Regions from separate parts of the Homo sapiens genome. Here regions 1 and 2 are each linked to region 3. Evidence: chromatin loops called from intact Hi-C (ENCODE). Cell type or tissue: IMR-90. All regions are shown on one strand.

Region 1 (2,500 bases), 90 kb after region 3:
GGCATCTGAAAGGGCTGGCTTGCTTTCTCCCGTTGGCCAATCTGTGATAGCCTCTGGTCAGCCCCAGCCTCAGCAAGGACTTGCTGCAGCTGGGAGCATCTGCCTTTTCTCTCCCTATGCCCCCTCTCCCTCAGCCCTGGATCTCTTCAACACTGAAACAAATGGTGAGAAAGGAGGCTGTTGCCAGAGCAACAAAAGGATTCTTTAGAAATACACTCAGGCTGTGTTTGTTCTTACAACTTACATTTTGGCAAAAATGTGACTGGATGAGAAATGATCGTAAGCATATTCTTTTGCTACACCTAATTTTAAGATATAAATAGGCCACAGGCTTGTGTAGCCTTCACTGTCTATAAAAAAACACAGCATAAATAATCAAAATCTTGATATTCTGAGTTTAGAAACTGGGTGTGAAAGAATCTGCTACTTCAATGGAAATCCCAAACTCTGGGCTAACTTAAGCAGTAATGAAATATAATCATTGCCTGTTATGTGAATCCAGATAGCAGGATCTGCCTTCAGGGCACCATTAGGTGGACACCCGGCTGATACTTTCTAAATACTGTGCACATGTCCTTGACATTCAGCACTCACTCAGTAATGAGGGTTCAGGCCTCACCTGAATGTGCCTGTGAAACACGGACCAATTTGCCTCACTTTTCTGAACCATAGTTTTCTCACTTGTAAAATGGGCATAACAATAGGTTTATACCTCAGGACTGTTCTGAGGATTAAGTTAGATAATATATGAGAAAGGCTTAAGCATAGTGCTTAACACACAGTAAATAATAAATGGTAGCTATAGAATCATTATCAAAGTATTTCTGCTTTCTTGGCAAGTTTTAGTATATTATTTGTTTCCCGGATTTGTTGCATTCTACGGAACAGGGATATCTTGTAGCTTTTAGAATTGACCTTACTCTGTTCCAATCAAACACAAATACAGTGTGTAGGGGCCTTCCCTGTCCTTAAGAGCCTGCCTGTGTTGGAGCTCAGGGTGCACAGCAGTCCTGTGGCTTTGGTGTAACCAGGGGTGTCCTCAGATCATTTTTTTAAAAGGCAGGAGAGAGCAGTCAAATTGACAAGAAAACAGAGCTCCTTCCTCCCCCTCCCCTTCCCCTGACACACACATTTTCCATTCCTTCTCTTTCTGGAGGCAGCTTCTAGCCGTTGAGTGTTGATTGCAGGTGGCTTCTGAGATTCTCCTGGCGGAGTAAATCACAGGTTGATTAGTCTTCATGAGGTGAGAACTTGTCCAAGGACTTGGCAGAGGCAGCAACACACATCAGTTTGCATCCCTCTGGGATTCATTACAAAAGCCGGGTGATCAGCCAGCAGGGTTGGCTTTTTGCCAGCTGTCTTCCTTAGGTTGTGACCTGGATGTAATCCATCGTGAAACCATAGAATGCAAAGATCCAGGTTTTCCATGACAACATCAAGCAGTTTGTTTTTGGAAATGCGTGTAGGGCTCTCTTAGAAGTCCATGGAATCCCCAGTGACTCAGGTTTGGGACCGAAGCCATTAAACTGAGCTCAGGATTTGGCTCACTTGTGCTGGCTGGGCCTATTCCACAGGGACTGCCATAAGCATGAGCCACCGGCCAGCTGCCTGCTATCTTCCAGTCTTCCCTTTATGCTGGGCTGGCTCTCACACTCTACTCCCTCCAGCCCTCTGCCTGCATGGGTCTCAGTCCAGCAGGACAGCCTTAGCAAGCTGCCCCACCAGTCTGACCAGATAGATTGCCCTGGGGCTGAACCCTGCCTCTGCAGGGCTGGGGTGAAGGGTGTGTGGTCGTGGGAATGGCGCTGGCAGTGGCGGTGAAGGGCCTGGTGTATGCAGGCTCAGCCTTCTTGGAAGTGAGCAATGATTGAGGGTGAAAGAGGACAACATGAAAAAAAGCAATAAAAGGAAAAGCAGAGACAGACACGTGGGGGTTTTGCCTTTGCTGCTTATATAATTGCTTTTGTCATAAATCTGATGCATGGAAGTATGGGTGGGCATACGAAATGCAGCTGATCACTCTCCAGGATTTGGTATTCTTACTGCTTTTTACACAGGGTAAAAAATCACCTTAAGCATCAAGGTTATGACCATAGCCCAACCCCATGACTGATCTCATGCCCTACTCATTCACTCTCAGGCCCAAAAGACAAGGTCAGCCACTGAGAGGAGAGAAATCAGAACAGGGGCTTGGGAAGCATAGGGAGATGGACGGAGATGCCTGGCACACATGGAGCCCTGCCTCAGAATTTTTCTCCTGAAAAAGTCACCGGGCTTTCTCTGGGGTGGTGTGACCTTGGTTGCCCACCTTCAGAACACCCTCAAAGAGGCATGGGGAGAGTAGAGGGAACAGCCCTTCCTTTTGTTCCTGGTGAGCACAAGGCCCTGAGGACTTCTGGCTGCCAAAGGGAGGCTCTTGGTTTCTGGCTGTCCAGACAGATGATGCTCCACCAGAAGTCAGGTCCAACAGTTCCGTGTCTGAATCAGTTTTAAAATACCA
Region 2 (2,500 bases), 150 kb before region 3:
TTTTGTAAATGCAGTAAAATGGGTTGTTTTTTGTTTGTTTGTTTCATTTAAAGGCCAGGCTTAATGGCTCACGCTTGCAATCCCAGTGCTTCAGGAGGCTGAGGCGGGAGGGTGGCTTAAGCCCAGGAGTTTGAGGCTACAGTGAGCTATGATGGTGTGACAACACTTCAGCCTGGATGAGAGAGAAAGACCCTGTCTCTAAAAAATATTAAAATAAATAAACTTACATTGGAGGGTTGTTGCAAAGTATGCTAGGGTAGTAAGATAAGCTTTCTAATAAAGAGCCCTAACATGTAGCAAGCTAAGGAGCAAGCAGTTTATTTCTGTCACAAAACCACCCAGGATGGATGCTCTGGAATGGTGAGTGGCTTGGACACCAACTCTGATAAACAACTTGTGTTTTTTGTTTGTTCGTTTGTTTGTTTGTTTTTGAGATGGAGTCTAGCTCTGTTGCCTAGGCTGGAATACAGTGGCGTGATCTCTGCTCACTGCAACCTCCGCCTCCCAGGTTCAAGCAATTCTGCCTCAGCCTCCCGAGTAGCTGGGATTACAGGCGCCTGCCACCACACCCAGCTAATTTTTGTATTTTTAGTAGAGACGGGGTTTCACTGTGTTGGTGAGGCTGGTCTCAAACTCCTCACCTCATTTTCTGCGCACCTTGACCTCCCAAAGTGCTGGGATTACTACAAGCGTAAGCTACGAAGCCTGCCCAACTTGTGTTTTAAGACCACTCCATGTTCCACCAGCTCAGCTAACAGGAAAGGAGGAAGGAACATCAAAGAGGCAGCCTGCTTTCTAAAAGCTCTGGCTGGAGATTGGCAGGCCCTTGCTCAGCTTCCATTGGTGAAAGTGTGGTCACATGTCCTCACCTGGCTTCCAGGGTGACCGAGGAATGCAGTCCCAGGCTGGACAGCCATGTTCCAGCTACGACTCTTGGAAGAGGAGAACAGATTGTGGTGTAGAGCTACTGCATAAGGAGTAAATGAGAGAATGAGGGTAAAGAGCTTAGAATAGTCCCTGAAATGAGGTAGTAATCAAATATCAGCTGTGTTGATATTATGCATTCTCTCATGCAGTAGGAATTAGAAAAGAAAGCTTTTTCTCAAACTAGGCCACACAATGACTCTTTCAAGGAAAAATGTACTGATCTCATGATCGTATTCTGCCAGCTTCCTTGGCAGCTCTGAACGCATTTCTTAGCTCCTTTTCTCTAAAGGTCTCCATTCTTCTGCCCCAAAGAGCTTCTAAAATAATCCCTAGAGTGACAATCTTGAAAGACAGGCCATGGAGCAAGTTCAGCCTCATCTGCTGAAATGCCCCCTTATGAGATGAGCAAGAAGAGAAGACAATTAAAAGATGATAAATGGGCATCAGATTTGCTCCATTTCCCAGCCTAGTTTTGGCCTCACTATGAATTCATGCAGACCAGTGTGGAGACCCTGGGAGTTTTTTTCCTGTTAACCATGGCACTGACTACCTCCCATCCTGCTGGCAGACTTGTGGGGAGGGGGTGTGTGGTGGGCACCTGGCAAAAGAGGAGATCTGAGATTGATTGATGGGAAGCCTTCCAATGCCATAAATAATGCAGCCCTGAGTCCCATTAGCCATGGAAATTCGCAACAAGTAACTAATGAAGTCTTTAATTATGAAGCCTAGCTATTTAGTGTTCCAAGAAGGCACGGTTCCTAATAAATACTCTGGCAGAGGCCATAAGCAGGGGGTGGGCTGTGTTGTGTGGCTGGTCGAGTATATGAGAGACCACCCACAAGGCCGAGATGGCAGAGCAGCTGGAGTGTGGCTTGTTTGTGACCTCAGCAGATGGGCTGCCAAGGAAAAAAAGTTCCCGACTGCCCTTTTCCCTGCCCCTTACCCCGCCCTCTGGACCGCCCAGACGCGTGTGAGGAATTGGGCCATGGCTATGGCCAGCCCACCTGCACGCAGCTCATCCACAAACATTACCTGGCTCCTTAACGACTTGTTTTGAGCATTTCCACCAGTTAATTAATTTGCAGGTTCACCTGTTAGCTGTGAATAGGATGTGATTTCTTCCATCCTGCTTGTTACGGCTTCCAACTGTGACCATGTGCAAGCATTGCTTGGGGAAGAAAAAGTAGGAATGATTCTATCCTCTACATAGATTATGAAAAAAAAAATGGGGAAACCAGGAAGCACTTCTTATAAAAGTGCATTCAAGGTAGAGATGTCCGGTTTGGGGGGGCAAATGGATTCCCTAAGACTGTGTCCACAATACAACATAAAATGGAGGCAATTCTCCAGATCATTTGGGCTGAAATTATTTTACTGAAAGATCCAGAAAGTTGAAGCTGGGTTGCTTTTACATTTATTTTTTGTTTCTAGTCTGACTGGTCCAGAAAATTACCTCAATTTTCCAGCTCACTTCACTTGTCCGGCCAACTTACGGGGAACTCAGTTAATTGCTTTGTTCCTGACAAGGTTCAAATCTCAAGTCCAAGAAATGTGGCTTCTAGAGGCAGCCCTG
Region 3 (2,500 bases):
AGATTGCTTTTCTGGGTTCCTAGCTGGGTTCTGGGACCATGGCGGGGAGGTGTCCTGACTTTTGGATAATTCAGACATGGCTATAGGAGACAATTTCAGACAGGCACGTGACACTTTTATCCCTAAGCAGAGTTGGAATGAATAGGTAAGAGTCACAAAGATTGCCAAGGAAGGTCAATCATTTTTACTAGGTTTCTCTTTATCACATTAGGTATGTCTTAGAAAAGGTAAGACAGACTTATGTTAAAGGAAAACTGGGCACTGTGAGACTCATGAAAAATATTCTTGGAACTTTGTGATCCCAGGGCTATTTCATTCAAATGTTCATTGATTCGTTCATGCCTGCATGCTTTACTCTTTTATCAGAAAGGTCGTCCTCTAGGCAGCTGCTTACCTTCTGTAGGATGATGTGAGCTTGTGTTTCCTGCAAGTCCAATCTTTTGGGATGAGGACCCTTTCTCCTTGCATCTTTCTTGAGAAGTTCTTGTAACTGTATATCTTTTCAATTCAATTTCCAAAATTTGTCGGGCTTTAATTGGAGACATTATAATGATATTGTGAAGGAGGAAAATAAATGTATAATTTAGATGTCATGAGGGTTGCTTATAATTTATTATAAACTTTGTCATCTTCGGTCTAGAACAGCTGCAGAGAGGGCTGCTTTTTTTAACTGATGAAAGAATGTTTTGACTTTCATATTTCATAGAATCAAGAACAAATTTAACTTAAATCCACAAATAATATTTGTAATGCTACTTAATACCATTATTGTTCATTTAAACCTCCTTTCTCTTGGACTCCCCTTTACCAGAATGCTTATAGGAAAAAATGCTGTAAGTTTTTGAGTTTCTTTTTTGTTTTTTCCTCATCAGGAATCCCCTCCAAAGAGAGGCAATTTAAGAAAGAAGGAACAGCTGGGTGCTGCAGTGGCTCACACCTATAATTTCAGCACTTTGGGAGGCAAAGGCAGGAGGATTGCTTGAGGCCAGGAGTTCAAGACAGGCCTGGTCAACATAGTGAGACCCTGCCTTTACAAAAAAAATTTTAAAAAATTAGCCACGTGTAGTGGCTTAAGCCTGTAGTCCCAGCTGTTCCGGAGGCTGAGGCGGGAGAATTGCTTGACCCCAGGAGTTCAAGGCTGCAGTAAGCAGTGGTCACGCTGCTGCACTTACCTTGGGTGACAGAGTGAGACCCTGTCTAAAAAAAGGAAAGGAAGAAAGAAGATTCTCCTAGCCTGGTCCTGAACAGCTAGAAACACTTGTCTTGCCTCCCACACTGAGACATTGTTCACCTAGGTGGAAAGGGCTTATAGATTTCTGGTGGCAGAAATCTGTCCACTCACCACATGAGGGTTGCCTTTAAGCACTGACGTGGCTTAAACTGCATTTGACCTGGTGCTTCGGATTCAAGCCAGTATGACTCATTATTTCAGATGTTTGGTTTGTGCTGTTATAGTTGAAGCAATCTGTAAGGAAAATAGAAAAGCCTGTTGTAAAAATATAGTCTGTCTCCAGGAAGGAGAATCCCCACGTCCTGACTGGAGGCGGGATGTCTGCACATGGCTTGTCTAACTTGTTATTTTACCTTAGTTCCTGGTTTGAAGCAGTCCTGAAAACTGTTCATCAGTGCATGTTGAGATGGCATAGCTGATTATTTTCACATTCTTGAGTGTGAATTCGAAACACACAGGGTACAAAGTTTGCTATCTGGTCCCTGAGAGATAGCTAGGCCAGCCAGGCTGGTCCCCAGACTCTATTCTAAGAGCAAGGAAAGAACACAGTGCTAGCACCCACTCAGAAGGCTAGCCACATCAGATGGTTTCTCTCTGAAGTTGAGATGTGACATGCAATTTATATTCTTTCTTTGGTCGTTGGCGGCTATGTCCATTCTATATGTGATTTAGTAATTAGGGACTGTTTGGCTTTCTAGAATCAAACAAAGACTATTATAAAATGTCAAGTTTTTTTACCTTCAACTTTTGCACTGTGTTTTCAAGTAAAACATTCTGCTAACTTGTAAGTTTGTCCCTTTTCTCTTTCTTGTGTCTTGGTTCTTATCCCAGGGGAACACTTAGGAAAAATTATAGAATCCCTACCCAAACAGTGTAGTGAAGGAACTGTTCATGATTTGTAGGGCTCTGGCTATGAACTGACTGCTGTGTGCCAGTTTAAGCTTATAGCCACTATTACTTTATTACAGGATTTTGATTAATTTGTTAGATGGTGGCTGTGTGTCAGCTGCTTGTTTTTAGAGCTTTCACCTGGGTGAATAATAGCTTCTATCTATTATGTATGTGCTAGAAACTTGATTTAACCCTTACAGATACATTAGACAGCGTATATTACAGATACAGTGAATAGCTAATAGTTAATTAATGTGTCCAAGGCCACACAGTTAGCTGACATCCTGCCCAAGTTGAGTCGGAGGATGTCTATACAAAGCTATGCTGCCTCTCCCCCTAAAAATAGGGGAACAGAGTTAACATGCTACATAGGGCCGA

The links. Hi-C counts contacts between places; a loop is a spot of excess contacts. Peaks named below come from ENCODE experiments on the same cell type or tissue, not always from the same donor. Only the 100,000 strongest peaks of a DNase experiment are listed, where the experiment ranks them.
Region 1: it touches region 3 in a loop (2.0-fold over the local background); 4 of 110 quality-filtered maps call a loop at or near these places.
Region 2: a loop joins it to region 3, with 16 times the contacts of the local background. A loop is called at or near these places in 2 of 110 quality-filtered maps.

The regions. Positions count from the first base shown.
Region 1 is chr5:78,504,081-78,506,580 of GRCh38, reverse strand. All of the region lies in intron 4 of LHFPL2 (LHFPL tetraspan subfamily member 2), which reads left to right. Among named protein-coding and RNA genes, the nearest start is that of LHFPL2, 140 kb to the left of the region's middle. RefSeq lists an enhancer at 1,203-1,711. In IMR-90, no CTCF peak of the experiment used is centred here; a DNase peak (open chromatin) is centred at 1,500; H3K27ac peaks cover 1,072 bases.
Region 2 is chr5:78,746,501-78,749,000 of GRCh38, reverse strand. The region is part of intron 3 of LOC124900191 (a long non-coding RNA gene); the gene reads left to right. Among named protein-coding and RNA genes, the nearest start is that of LHFPL2, 99 kb to the right of the region's middle. In IMR-90, no CTCF peak of the experiment used is centred here; a DNase peak (open chromatin) is centred at 1,040; H3K27ac peaks cover 949 bases.
Region 3 is chr5:78,594,231-78,596,730 of GRCh38, reverse strand. All of the region lies in intron 2 of LHFPL2 (LHFPL tetraspan subfamily member 2), which reads left to right. Among named protein-coding and RNA genes, the nearest start is that of LHFPL2, 53 kb to the left of the region's middle. In IMR-90, a CTCF peak has its summit at 1,361; a DNase peak (open chromatin) is centred at 1,410; H3K27ac peaks cover 1,111 bases.